Regions from separate parts of the Homo sapiens genome. Here all the other regions are linked to region 2. A link is a contact called in ENCODE Hi-C or POLR2A ChIA-PET data. All regions are on one chromosome and are shown on one strand. Each heading gives the region's core, a stretch centred on a gene start or an enhancer-like site at or near the end of the contact. The rest is flanking DNA. Distances are from core to core; before and after follow the strand shown. Region 1 holds the start of IL7R (interleukin 7 receptor). Region 2 overlaps SPEF2 (sperm flagellar 2). Region 3 has its middle 26 kb from the start of IL7R. Region 4 overlaps CAPSL (calcyphosine like).

Evidence for each region. Hi-C counts contacts between places; a loop is a spot of excess contacts on that map. ChIA-PET counts read pairs that join two places held with the same protein, here RNA polymerase II (POLR2A). Pooled maps may share reads with other maps.
Region 1: a map of CD4-positive, alpha-beta T cell shows a loop between it and region 2 (4-fold over the local background). The contact joins the promoter of IL7R here to the enhancer-like site in region 2. A Hi-C loop is called at or near these places in 6 of 168 maps with a recorded cell type or tissue (CD4-positive, alpha-beta T cell, CD4-positive, alpha-beta memory T cell, CD8-positive, alpha-beta T cell and 2 more) and 12 of 50 pooled maps. POLR2A ChIA-PET finds 5 or more read pairs at or near these places in 10 of 52 experiments (CD4-positive, alpha-beta T cell, CD4-positive, alpha-beta memory T cell, CD8-positive, alpha-beta T cell and 5 more).
Region 3: a pooled map shows a loop between it and region 2 (3-fold over the local background). The contact joins two enhancer-like sites. A Hi-C loop is called at or near these places in 5 of 50 pooled maps. POLR2A ChIA-PET finds 5 or more read pairs at or near these places in 5 of 52 experiments (CD4-positive, alpha-beta T cell, CD4-positive, alpha-beta memory T cell, activated naive CD4-positive, alpha-beta T cell and 1 more).
Region 4: a loop to region 2 is called in a map of naive thymus-derived CD4-positive, alpha-beta T cell, with 4 times the contacts of the local background. The contact joins two enhancer-like sites. A Hi-C loop is called at or near these places in 3 of 168 maps with a recorded cell type or tissue (CD4-positive, alpha-beta T cell and naive thymus-derived CD4-positive, alpha-beta T cell) and 9 of 50 pooled maps. POLR2A ChIA-PET finds 5 or more read pairs at or near these places in 5 of 52 experiments (A673, MCF 10A, OCI-LY7 and 2 more).

The regions. Positions count from the first base shown.
Region 1 is chr5:35,855,610-35,858,748 of GRCh38, forward strand. It overlaps IL7R (interleukin 7 receptor), which reads left to right and starts at 1,282. Exons shown (of 8, transcript NM_002185.5): 1 at 1,282-1,450. The coding sequence starts at 1,369.
Region 2 is chr5:35,669,932-35,673,257 of GRCh38, forward strand. It overlaps SPEF2 (sperm flagellar 2), which reads left to right. Exons shown (of 37, transcript NM_024867.4): 10 at 128-296. Among named protein-coding and RNA genes, the nearest start is that of SPEF2, 54 kb to the left of the region's middle. Within about 2 kb of position 1,785, at least 3 of the 41 ENCODE cell types and tissues checked have a DNase peak (open chromatin) inside an H3K27ac peak, as active enhancers do; they include CD4-positive, alpha-beta T cell and CD8-positive, alpha-beta T cell, where a contact is called at or near this core.
Region 3 is chr5:35,829,469-35,832,987 of GRCh38, forward strand. No RefSeq gene overlaps it. Among named protein-coding and RNA genes, the nearest start is that of IL7R, 26 kb to the right of the region's middle. Within about 2 kb of position 1,268, at least 3 of the 41 ENCODE cell types and tissues checked have a DNase peak (open chromatin) inside an H3K27ac peak, as active enhancers do; they include CD4-positive, alpha-beta T cell, where a contact is called at or near this core.
Region 4 is chr5:35,922,909-35,926,108 of GRCh38, forward strand. All of the region lies in intron 1 of CAPSL (calcyphosine like), which reads right to left. Among named protein-coding and RNA genes, the nearest start is that of CAPSL, 14 kb to the right of the region's middle. RefSeq lists a silencer at 2,019-2,313. Within about 2 kb of position 1,368, at least 3 of the 41 ENCODE cell types and tissues checked have a DNase peak (open chromatin) inside an H3K27ac peak, as active enhancers do.

The DNA of each region.
Region 1 (3,139 bases), core at 32-2,531, 190 kb after region 2:
ATGGTCTCAGATTTCTGCCCCATATACCTAGGCACTAATTTAGTTCATATGTACTATGTGTACCTGAAAAGTTGTGTGGCAATCAAATTTTCACAAATAGAATCCTGTTTTAAATACACTAAGAAAGTACCTACTTTATCCTTTAAACAAGAGGTCAGCAGACTTTTTCTACAAAGGGTCAGATAGTAAAGATTTTACACCTTTTGTACAATACAATCTCTATCTCATCTACTTAGCTCTGCCATTGTTGCATAAAAGCAGCTGTAGATGATACACAAATGGGTGAGGCTGTATTCCAATGAAACGTTATTTGCAAAAACAGGTGGTAGATTAAATTTGGTCCCAAGGCTTACTTGGGAAAAAAAAAGATCTTTTGAAAAAGAAAAAATAAATGAATAATTTTTTAAAAAATTGTTCCCTAGGTCATAGTTTGCCAGCCCCTGCCCTAAACAAATAATTCTTGAATGCCTACTGTGGTGTGTAAGATATGAGTAAATACCAGGGATACACAGAGAACAAAAGAGAAAAACTGCTATTCTTGTGAAACTTGGAAGTTGGAGGTAAGCTATTTAAAATAAACCCACAATAAAGTACTTCACATAGTGCAGACTGTTTCTTTAAATCAAAACTCACTCCAAACAACCAATTGATTCACTTTGTAAGTTTGAATTTTTGTCTTCAGATTCTTTTAAAGTGGGCCCTTAGTCAGGAGCGGTGGCTCATGCCTGTAGTCCTAGCACTTTGGGAGGCTGAGGCAGGCAGATCACTTGAGGTCAGGAGTTCGAGACAAGCCTGGCCAACATGGCGAAACCCCGTCTCCACTGAAAACACAAAAATTAGGCTGGCATAGTGGCATTTGCCTGTAGTCCTAGCTACTCAGGAGGCTGAGGCAGGAGAATTGCTTGAACCTGGGAGGTGGAAATTGCAGTGAGCCGAGATCATGCTATTGTACTCCAGCCTGGGCAACAAAGCAAGACTCTGTCTCAAAAAAATAAAAATTAAAAAAATAAAGTAGCCTCTAGCCTAAGATAGCTTGAGCCTAGGTGTGAATCTACTGCCTTACTCTGATGTAAGCACAGTAAGTGTGGGGGCTGCAGGGAATATCCAGGAGGAACAATAATTTCAGAGGCTCTGTCTCTTCATGTCCTTGACCTCTGCTTACAGCAGCAATACTTTTACTCAGACTTCCTGTTTCTGGAACTTGCCTTCTTTTTTGCTGTGTTTATACTTCCCTTGTCTGTGGTTAGATAAGTATAAAGCCCTAGATCTAAGCTTCTCTGTCTTCCTCCCTCCCTCCCTTCCTCTTACTCTCATTCATTTCATACACACTGGCTCACACATCTACTCTCTCTCTCTATCTCTCTCAGAATGACAATTCTAGGTACAACTTTTGGCATGGTTTTTTCTTTACTTCAAGTCGTTTCTGGAGAAAGTGGCTATGCTCAAAATGGTGAGTCATTTCTAAGTTTTCTTATGGATTTTGGATTATCTGTAGCATGGTTTCAGGTTATTCAGTTCCCTAACAGACCTGAGTCAGGCACTGGGTTTGAATGCAGTTTGAGAATTTCCCACATATTCAGTCATTTTTTTTAATGTTTAACCACCATGACAGGGGGCAGGGGATCAATACTATGGGTGGTTTATAAGACCTCAGTATTCTCAAGAAGGAATGCATTTCACTCCCAAGTGTAGATCTTAAATGTTGAATGATTACTCTGCTCTTACAAAAAGAATGCTCATGTAGATGCTATGACTGTACTTGTAGGAAAATGTCCAAAGTAATTTTACCTTGTCAGGAGATCAAACTGGATTCATTTTGTTTGACTTTTTAAGAAATCCTGAAAGCATAACTTTCAGGATAAGGTAATGTACAGAAGCAATAGCTTTGTCTTCAGTGACCAGTGCTATATCCTCAGCACCTAAATCAGTGGCTAGAATATAGTAGACATCCAATAACTTTTGAAAGTGTTTTCAAAATACTTTAGTTTTGAGAGATTTATGTGAGATTTTAAGTAAATAACTGACTAGAGAAAGATCTAAATGAGTTTACTCATTGAAATACACTGAATTGCCTCCACACCAACAAATTGGCCATATGTAATAATTCTTTTTGGGATCTAAAAAACTTAGTACCGAGAAGCCAACCCTGCCCATACATAAACACATTGTAATTATAACAAAACTAGGCAGAAGCTTCTAACAGCAGCAGGAGGCATGTGGGAATTTAGACCATCAACTTGCTCCTGCAAATTAAGCCCTTTCTCTTTAAGAGTTAAAAACTATTTGGCTATAGACAATATCAAACACATCAGCCTAATGACTCAGCTTATGCATTTTGAGTCATGTAATTACGAAGGATGGAAATCCCTAGAATTTTCTCATTAAGGGAATTGTCAGAGAGTTTGACATTTTTTACAGTATATGACTCACTTTATGGGGGATGATTATTATTCTATGCTAAACTTTGCCTTGGATTTCCACAAAGACTGATGGGAGGCAGGAAACATAAATCTTACTCTCTTTCATGTCATCTATACTCACTAGTTCACCCTGGTGATCATACTATTTTTAAAATATATAAGAATGCTAGTTGAAAGCTGGGTTTTCACTCCAACTTTTTAAGTTTCAGATTTTTTAGAAGATGTATAATTACCCTATTCACATGATTACGTCAAAATACTTCCCAGTTTGGGGTATAGGAATTCACATTCAGTTGCTGCTTGTTGAAAGTTGTCAATTTTCTGATCATCACAAGGATGATCAAGAGAAGAAAGGGATACTTTTTAAAAATCCAAATCATTTACACTATTAATCAACTAACTCCATTCAGTAGGAAGAAGACTTCTAGATGACACTGGCTTGCCTATGATACATATTCCACACAATTTAAATTTTTATGGATAAATATGTCTAGATACCTATTTAAATATGAATAATATTAATTATTGAGCATTTAAAGAATAATAGATTAACTCATTATTCAAAAGCTCTATGTAATTTCAAAACCATAGTAATTATAACACCGTCAATTGACATAAACTTTTTAAAGAGAAGCTCAAATGTTTCATGTATATTTTCAGAATTAGAATTCTTATTTTACCTTTTCATTACTTATTTCTCAGAAAATATTATACTCATA
Region 2 (3,326 bases), core at 535-3,034:
CATTTTTCAGTAATTATTTCTGTCTGATGAAAGTGAGCTAATTACATAAATATAATAAAAATACCAATGTTTAAAATCTATATTTGACTAACCATTGATTCATCTCTACCTTTTTTTTGTGCGATAGTCTGATTCCGTATAAGTTGATGCATGATTGGAAGGAACTATTTTTTAATGCAAAACCCATATATGAACAAGCCTCTGTTAAGACACTACCTGCTAACCCCTCAAGAGAACAACTTACAGAACTGGAGAAAAGGGACTTGCTAGATACCAATGATTATGAAGAATATAAGGTACCTACTGATATGAAATAATTAGAATGCTACATAATAAATCCTTTTTCTTTAACATTAATTTTGTGATATTCCTTATTTCATTTCTACTAATAAAAATAGACATGTTTTGTTTGCATTTTCCCTTGTTTTAATTTGTATGTTTGTACTACTTTTTAGATGCTTAAACTATACATAAGCTATTATCTATTGTTCCTAGTAATCTTAGGGGAGTGGTCTGAAAAAACATCAAGCATAGTAATTGTCTGGGTAGACAGATTTCAGAATTTTTAAAATGCTTTAATTTATTTATTAGCATTTTTCTTTGTATGGGCTGTGTACTTTTGCTTCAAAAACCATTGTTAAAAAGTATTTCTTTTGTAATCAATCTAAATAATAGACTTTTTTTACAGGCAAAATGAAAGAGGAGGAAGTCTGGGTTTTATGAATAGCATAGATTCAAACAATCTTTTATTCAAAGATTGAAATAAAAAGTATCGGGTGCCAACTGTGATTTTTAGAAGAACTGTTGTAAAGCCTTTGAGATTAGACAGACTAGAGCTACATTACTGAAATTGCCAACTACTAACTGTGTGACCTTAGGTGACCAGTTCATTAAGGGCTAATAGATTTCCATTTTTCAATTAATGGAAAGGGAATGCTACTATACCTACTTCATTTAAAATAACATGAGTTAAACACTTAGCTGAGTGCACTTCATGTTGGATGCATATAATACATATCCATTTCTTTCCTCACCATCCTACTCTCCCCATCCCACTCCATCTCACCCTTAGAAGTAAAGGTGTAACAATCATAGCTTTTGGATAGAAATTTTGAGTGGATCAACAGCAATGGAATGAGGAGTGAGGCTTTTTATTAGAAAAATTACAAAATGAGTCCCGGAAGGTCAGTAAGTGCAACATGAAAAAAATCTATGAAAAGATTATTTGACCTAATTATTCACTGATAGTACATACTCAACAAAGGTTTGTGGGACAAAGGGTGAATAAAATGAATGAATTACAATGAACAAAGAAAAGTGCAAAATAACACTAACAAGTAAATATTACAAGAAGATAACCTTGTGGTTAAAAGATAAGGAAAAATATGAGATTATGAGAAATTAAATGTATACTATATTTTAATTAAATGAATCTGTATTTGTAGCACTAAGAGAATTATTATTAAGGATTGACTAGAACCTTAAAAGATATATGTGGATGTTTGTTTTGTACGGTTGTAAAATATACTAGACCTATTACATCCACCTAAAGTATAATGCCATGTAAGAAAATGCTTTGACAGTATCAACCTGTGTTAAGGTATTTCTTTCCATTGTAAATTAAAAGTCATTTTATTTGACAGACTTTACTGGTTCATCGAATGTTTATTTCTAAATTACTTGCTAAACAGCTCAATCTCTATTCTTGTTGCTCTTACAAATCAGGAGACCTAGTAGGCTGCAGCTTAGCAAAGATTTTTGTCTCTTTAGCTATTTTCCTTGTATGAGAAATGGTTACCACAGGAACATGCTTGTCTTACCCACATCCTGAAGCAGATGATGCATTTCTTTTGCAGAAAATTGTAAACTTTTGTTAGGAGTTTGTGAGCGTCTAGCAATGTACTTTATTTTGTGTATTGACTTTGCTGTTTTTCTAGAAATGAAAATTACCTTAGGATTTATAATATGTTTTCACAAGCTCCCTTCGACACCATAATGGAAAATATGCCATATACAGGTTTTAGGATATACTGTAAACTATTATACTATCATTCTTTATTTTTAGATCTTTGGTCTCTTCAAGAACTTGTCCTAAATGTTCCTACATACAAGTAAAAAATAAATGTTTCAACTTGTAAAATATATTATCTGGCTTAAATAGTCTATCACAAGAGGCAGCGGAACAATGCATCCTGGCTTATCTAAAAGAAACAGTTGTCCACGTTTGTCATTATTAAATTTGTTCAGGAGTTTTAATGCAAATATATTACTCAGAAATTAATACATTTGCTTGAACATAATGTTCATTATAATGTTATTGAACATAATGTTCATTATAATGTTATTGAACATTATATATAATTCATTATAATGTTATTGAACATAATGTTCATTATAATGTTATTGAACATTATATATAATGAACATTATTATGTTCAAGCAAATGTATTAATTTCTAAGTAATACATTTGCATTAAAACTCCTGAACAAATTTAATAATGACAAATGTGGACAACTGTTTCTTTTAGATAAGCCAGGATGCATTGTTCCGCTGCCTGTTGTGATAGACTATTTAAGCCAGATAATATATTTTACAAGTTGAAACATTTATTTTTTGCTTGTATGTGGGAACATTTAGGACAATTTCTTGAAGAGACCAAAGATCTAAAAATAAAGAATGATAGTATAATAGTATAATACATTTGCTTGAACAAATAGTGTAATACATTTGCTTGAACATAATAATGTTCATTATATATAATGTTCAATAACATTATAATGAACATTATGTTCAAGCAAATGTATTATTCAGAAATTAATCTTCAAAAAGTTTATATTCTTAGCATACTTAATTGATGTCCATACCCTATACCTTTAAAGAACTGACAGTTCCCAGTTTTGAGTTTGTGCTTTTAGAAGCCCGTGTTCTGTTCAAATAAGCTATTATGCTTAAAATTTTTAAATATTGTACCTAGAAATTGCAATTAAAACAGATATTTGCTTATGTACATGTCATATGTAGCTGCCAAAAATTTGACTCATGTCTTAACTTTATTTCCTAAATCATCACACTCTATTTATGTGAGAATGACTGAATGTGAGGGAGCTCTACCCCAGTGGCTAGAAATAACATTTCTCTCTCCCAGGAAAGAGGCAAGAACAGCATCATGGAGCAGTCAGACCTCTCTGGGGTTCCTAGGCAACTACCACAGCATAACAACATTGAGTTATTTAGTAGAAAGTGAGGAAGGGCCCTTAAAGCCCAATGGACCATGGGTAGCAGTCTAAGCCAGGAGGCCTGGTTCCTGTAGTGCAGCTGGCAGCAC
Region 3 (3,519 bases), core at 18-2,517, 160 kb after region 2:
CAAACAAACAAAAAAAATGAGAGGAAAACTGCATTTGAATAGCATGTTTAATATCACATTCATGTAAAATTAGGGGTGTATGTGTATCTTTATACATAAAGAAATTGAGGGCCTAGTGCAGTGACTCATGTCTGTAATCCCAGCACTTTGGAAGGCCAGGGTGGACCGATCACTTGAGGTCGGGAGTTCAAGACCAGCCTGGCCAACATGGTGAAACCCTGTCTCTACTAAATTAGCTAGGTGTGGTGGCTCACACCTGTAATCCCAGCTACTCAGGAGGCTGAGACAAGAGAACCTCTTGAGCCTGGGAGGCAGAGGATATAGTGAGCCGAGATCGTACCACTGTACCCGGGCCTGGGCAACAGAGTGAGACTCCAACTCAAAAAAAAAAAAAAAAGAGAGAGAGAGAGAGAAATTGGAAAACCTTGGCGTTTTTTTTTGTTTGTTTGTTTGTTTTGAGACGGAATCTTGCTCTGTCACCCAGGTTGGAGTGCAGTGGCGAGATCTCAGCTCACTCTAACCTCCGCCTCCTGGGTTCAAGCAATTCTCCTGTCTTAGCCTCCCAAGTAGCTGGGACTACAGGCACATGCCACCTTGCTGGGCTAATTTTTGTATTTTTAGTAGAGATGGGGTTTCACCATATTGGTCAGGCTGGTCTCGAACTCCTGACCTCAGGTGATCCACCCGCCTTGGCCTCCCAAAGTGCTGGGATTATAGGAGTGAGCCACTGCGCCCAGCCATCTTATTCTTTTTATTTTTAAGAAACCTATATATGCCATCAAGCACTATATATATATATATATATATATATATATATATATATATATACACACACACACATTTTAAGGTAAAACATGAGACTTCAATGTCCTCAAAACATGTCCTCCTTCTTAACTTACTTCAAATGACTTTGAGATGAAGGTTTGAGAATTCCTGCTTAGATCATTGCTGCCTACATAGTATCTCTCAGTTTCATTGCTCTGAGTAGAAAAAAGAAATGACAGTGAAGATTGATATTTTAATAATGACCAGGAAGGTGATGATCTGGGATCACCCCATATCAGTTACTTCTAACAGCAGGCACCTTATAGTGTCTATTATTACTTAAGTAATAATAGTGATTAAAGCTCCTTGAGTTCTGCTTTGAGAGTTAGCACCTGACTCCTCTTCATTGAGCTCAGAAACTGCCACCTATCCGCAACACCTTCCTCTTTAATGCTTGTTCTCCCCATTTTACTCCCCAACCCCCACTCCGAAGAAATAAACACCAAATTAGCAGTATCTATATCCCACATCACGGTGCAGAATGTGGGGCAGATTACCAAAGGATGTGAGAGGCACACAGTTTGAAGTCTTTTTATCCTCAGAGTTAAGAAACATTATTTTTTCCTCCCTACCACTACCCACATCTGAGCACAATCAGACAGACAGCCAAAATACACATATGGCAGATCAGCTAGAAAAAAAAATACGGCCATACTTGCATTTTGTTTTGAAGATTTTCAGATAATATCAAAGATTGTTTCCAAGCCACAGTCCCAGTTTTATAGTCCAGGGCAATGCTTTAACCATTTCAGAAATGAAAAACAGCATAGGTTTCCAATTCTTTCTCTTTGGAAGCTCTGGAACAGATCTTAGTTCACTTCAATGACAAAGCTGTTTGATCTAAACAAATACATAATCTGATACATCAGGTGCTGTCACCCAAAATGTTTATTTTTATGAGAAATTGAAAAGTAGTAAGATATCTAGATATCCAAAACATCTACTATGTGCTTCCTTCTCTTCTAAGAAGATTCCTTCCTAAAGGAAGGTTCTAACCATGGATTAGCACAAAGACAGTCTTCCTTGTCTCATTTTTCTTGTTACCTGCAGTAATCTTTCATACAATAGTGTTGGTGGGTAGTATAATATTTACCTACAGTTAGCTAAGGAAAGTCTGCTTCAGTTAGCATTCTAAGGGTTTCAGGTGTCAAGTAAGTGTAAACATTTGCTCTTCCTTGGCAAATAACTTTATGTCATTCTCACTCCATCTTTAGGAATCAAATGTTATCCACCAAGTAGACAGGAAGTACCCAAGCCTGCATGGATGAAGTGGTGATGGCCATTACTAAGAGCAATTAGGAGAACCACAGCCTCTGATCCATAGTAACTTCTCTTTCCAGCCAAATACTGACCTGGAACTAGGCAGTAAGTGTCCAGGCTCACTCTTCCGTCATAAGGCATTAGCCGCTACAAGCTAAGAAGAGACCAAAGAGATAAAGTGTCACTCTATCTCCTCCACAGCTTCTCAAGAATTAAAGGGTCCATTGGAAACATGGATTCTAGTCCTGTTGCTGGCTTCTGGAAATGCAGCCAAACAGTACTGGGGACATAGTGTGAGCCACAGATTGGGCGGGACACCCTGTGATAAAACATCAAATTTGTCACACACGAGACATATGCTTTGCAACATGTGTGTCCCTCTCTCATAACTTCACAGCAATGGCATAAGCAATATAATAGTCTCCAAGAAGTACAATTCTATTGTACAATTCTATTATCTTCAAACATCAAACATATATGATAATAAGAACTAGGATGACAAATGTGCTTTCTGATTAAAGAACATTTTTTCAGAAGATTATTCTTTTCAGAGTTAACATCTTTGGGATTGAAATGAACCTTACAATTAATATCATCATAGGTTAGTGAAATGCAGTAAATAACAATATTAAATTCACATATCAATGTTGTTGGTTCTAAAGCAATTGCAAATACTTGTGAAATAAGTTGATCTCTTAATCATGCTCTATCATGTTTTTTGTTTATTGGTTGGTTTAACTGTGTTTTAACCTTGGAATCGTTTTCTTTATTGCTAGTACCTAATTAAACTTCCCTCTAAGTTACCTGATTTACTAAAATTCTGAATTATTTGATGCCACAATAATGATATTTTGCTTTAAAGGCAATTTCTACTGTTATTGTAATCATCTCATCTGTTTCTATCCTGGCTTGAAGCCCAGCTGTCTGGTCTTCTCATTGTACCTGATTCCATTTGAATGGACTGTAACTTATATTTAATCAGTATAAAGGGAGGACTATGTAGTTCTAAATTTTTTCTCCTTGTTTTCATTCAAATGTTACATAGATTTTTATTTTTAGAACTGAACACCTTTTTAAACAAATATACTCGTGCTTAGCAGGACACTAATCTGACCTACTTCGATGGGAATGTGTTGAACAATTGCAAATCACTTACCAACACTGGCTGACCTATTTTCAATCATATAAGGTTTCTCTGAAACATTTATCAAGAGGGAACATGAATTTAAATCATTATAGAATTGTCTCTTCAATCAAACAAGAGCAAAATGACAGAAAATGCTACTACAAAATCCTATCCTCTGTTTTTCAGATAGTGTCATCTTTTTCCATGATCCTTTTTTTTTTCTCCCTGAGTGTTGACTCATTATCACCAAGAATCAAGTTGCTACTTTAGTAAACTCATCTCCTCTCAGATAACCAATTGATTCCTTT
Region 4 (3,200 bases), core at 118-2,617, 250 kb after region 2:
ACTCATCCTTGCCTGAGCCATTCTCTTGCCCTGACCATATTCTGCTAGTGGCATGCGCCCCATCCCCACCCCAACCCCTATGGAAGCAGGAACTGGTGTCAACAACATGCCCTTCTCATTCTCTAAACCCACCTCAGAGTCTTGATCCTTCCCAGGACCACCATCATCTTTCCTGACCCTTGACCTTGCTTCATGATACTTGCCCAATGGCTGTCCCCAGCCACTCACCTCCCATTCTCATTTCCCATGACATCTCCCCTACCTTGTCCACCTTATTCATTTTGCTCTGGTTTTTCCCTGCCATCCATGACAGTAAGTGAGAATGAAGAGAAACAGAGACTAAAAACCAGTCATGGAGAGAAAGTGAGATCCAGCTCCTGGATCTGGGACAGATCCCCAGTGGGACCCTCTTTGCACACCTTCAGAATAATATTAAAGGCATCAGTGGTGCCCCCACTAGGTAGTAAGCATGTGTCCAGTTCCCACAAAAACCCCTTGAGTTGAACTGAAAACAGGAACTCAAACAAATGCACATATACCCATGTTTATAGCAGCATTATTCACAACAGCCAAAAGGTAGAAACAAACCAAATGTCCACCTATGGATAAAGGGATAAGCAAATTGTGGTATAGCCATACAGTGAAACATTCTTCAGCCATAAAAAGGAACACAGTACTGATAGATACCACAATGTGGACAAACCTTGGCCATGTTATGCTAAGTACAAGAAGCCAGACACAAAATGTCACACATTGTACGATTTCATTTATGTGAAATATTCAGAATAGGCAAATTCATAGAGACAGAAAGCAAATTAATGGTTGCAAGGGGCTGGGGTGGGAGGGCCAGTGGGGAGTGACTGCTTAATGAATGTAAAGTTTCCTTCAGGGGTAATAAAAATGTTTTGGAACTTGACATAGACGGTGGTTTATCAACATTGTGAATGTAATATACACTTTAAAATTGCTAATTTATGTTATGTGTATTCATCTCAATAAAATAAAACCCATGCACAGATGTTACTAGCTAGATTTAGTCATTCCACAATTATACATACTTCAAAACATCATGTTATACAAAGTAAATACATACAACTTTATCTGTCAATTTAAAAAAAAAATTTAAAGTGTGCTGGGCACGTAGTCATCCTGGTAAATTAGCAAAGGTTAAAAAAGAAAAACAAGCCTATGAGCTAGTTACTACTATTATTGGTATTTCACAGATAAAGAAATTAGGATGCAGAGAAATCAGGTAACTTGCCCAAGTCGCACGGAAACATGACTCACAGTAATCCACATGCTGTTAGAACTGTATGACCCTTGAAGATTCTCTAGTGCAACCTCATTTTGCAAACTTGGAAACTAAGGCTTGGGTTGGCAAAGTGACTTGCTCAAAAGTCCTGGCCAAGACCAAAACAGACGGCTTCTGATTCCTAAGGGCTCTTTCTGCTTCATCATGTTTGTGGTTTGTGAAATAACATATAAGAATCTCAAAGCACAGTTTGATGGTGCTTTCTCATAGGAAAGTGGGATCGAGTCCAGGAAGGCAAGAAACTGCCAGCCCAGTACCTCAGGCTGTCCCACCTCTTGAGGCTGACCCTACCCAGCGATGATGTTGGCAGTTTATTTCTGGAGTCTAATAAATTCAAGGGGAAAAAAGTCCATTCTCTCCTGCTAGCCTACCGTGAAACTTGAAATGCCCATAGTAAGCATCCCTTTTAATCATTGAATCACCCAGTTCACCAACCACTAGCTAACTGTATTGTGTACTCTTTTCGAGGCACTATGCTGGAATAGAGTGTGGGAGTGTGAGGAATTACTCAGAGGAGCAAGCCCTTGAATAGCCTAGAGTCTTCATTAGTTTGAATCCTGATCTCCTGTATTTAAGCAGAAGGGAAAAGTTTATTAAGCACCGGGGCTTTTAAGGAAGGCAGGATTGCACAGGATCTCAAGTGCATAAGGGAGATGCTCAGCTTTGAAGTTTCAATAAAGGCGCCAGGCACCAGGGCAAGAGTCAGTCCCCAAACATATGTCACCGACTTCATAGCAGTGCACAAAGTGTCTCTGCCTGTAGAAGACTCTGTCTGAACCTTAAAGATCCGGTGTGGTGACAACGGAGCGCATCCCTGTGCAAGGCGAAGAGGCTGCGCTCCCGACGCACTTGGCCGCAGCGCCACCACGTGTTCTCAGGCGTCTGCACATTCCCCCGGCCAGGCATGCGGTTCAGTCTCTGCCTTCCACACAGGTCTGCTAAGAGCTCAGGAAGCGCCATGCACTGTGCTAGGGGTAGGATGAAAGCAGGACCAAGACAACGCTTACAGCCTGGGGGCTGAGCAGGGGATGCAATCACAAGAGGACGGGAGGCTTACCTGGCCTGGGAGTGGGGCTTTCTGAGGACCTCTCAGAGGAGGTGATGTCTAAACTTTCATCCTAATGGAAGGTGGTAGTTATCGAGGCTGGGGACGTGGGGATAGAAGGATATTTTAGATAGCAGGTGTACCAACTACTCAGACTAAGGTGAGAGAGAAAACAATATAATTAGGAAAGTACAAGTATTTCAGTATGGTTGGAGAACAGAGGTATGGGTGGCAGGGGGAGATGAACAGTAGTGAAGATTCGGAGGAAGTAGGGAAAGGGGAATTGTGGGTAAAGATGAAACTGACCAGGCGGGCAGCCATCAGATCCCAAAGAGCCTGGGGTGCCAGGGTGGGATTTGGATTTTCTCCTGAGAGCAACAGGAGACCGCAAAGTTTTCTTAAAAAGGGAAAAATTCTTCTTAAAAAAGGAAAAAGTCTTCTTAAAAGGGGAAGAAGTCTTCTTAAAAAACAGGAGACCACAAAAAAGGGAAAAAGTCTTCTTAAAAAACAGGAGACCACAAAGTCTTCTGGCCGGGCGCGGTGGCTTACGCCTGTAATCCTAGCACTTTGGGAGGCAGAGACGGGCGGATCACCTGAGGTCAGGAGTTCAAGACCAGCCTGGCCAACATGGTGAAACTCCGTCTCTACCAATATACAAAAATTAGCCGGTCATGATGGCGGTTGCCTGTAATCCCAGCTACTCGGGAGGCTGAGGCAGGAGAATCGCTTGAACCCAGGAGACGGTGGTTACAGTGAGCCAAGATCGCGCCACTGCACTCCAGCCTGGGCGGCTGAGCTAGACTCCGTCTCAAAAAAAAAAAAAAAAAAACGAAAAAACGGGAA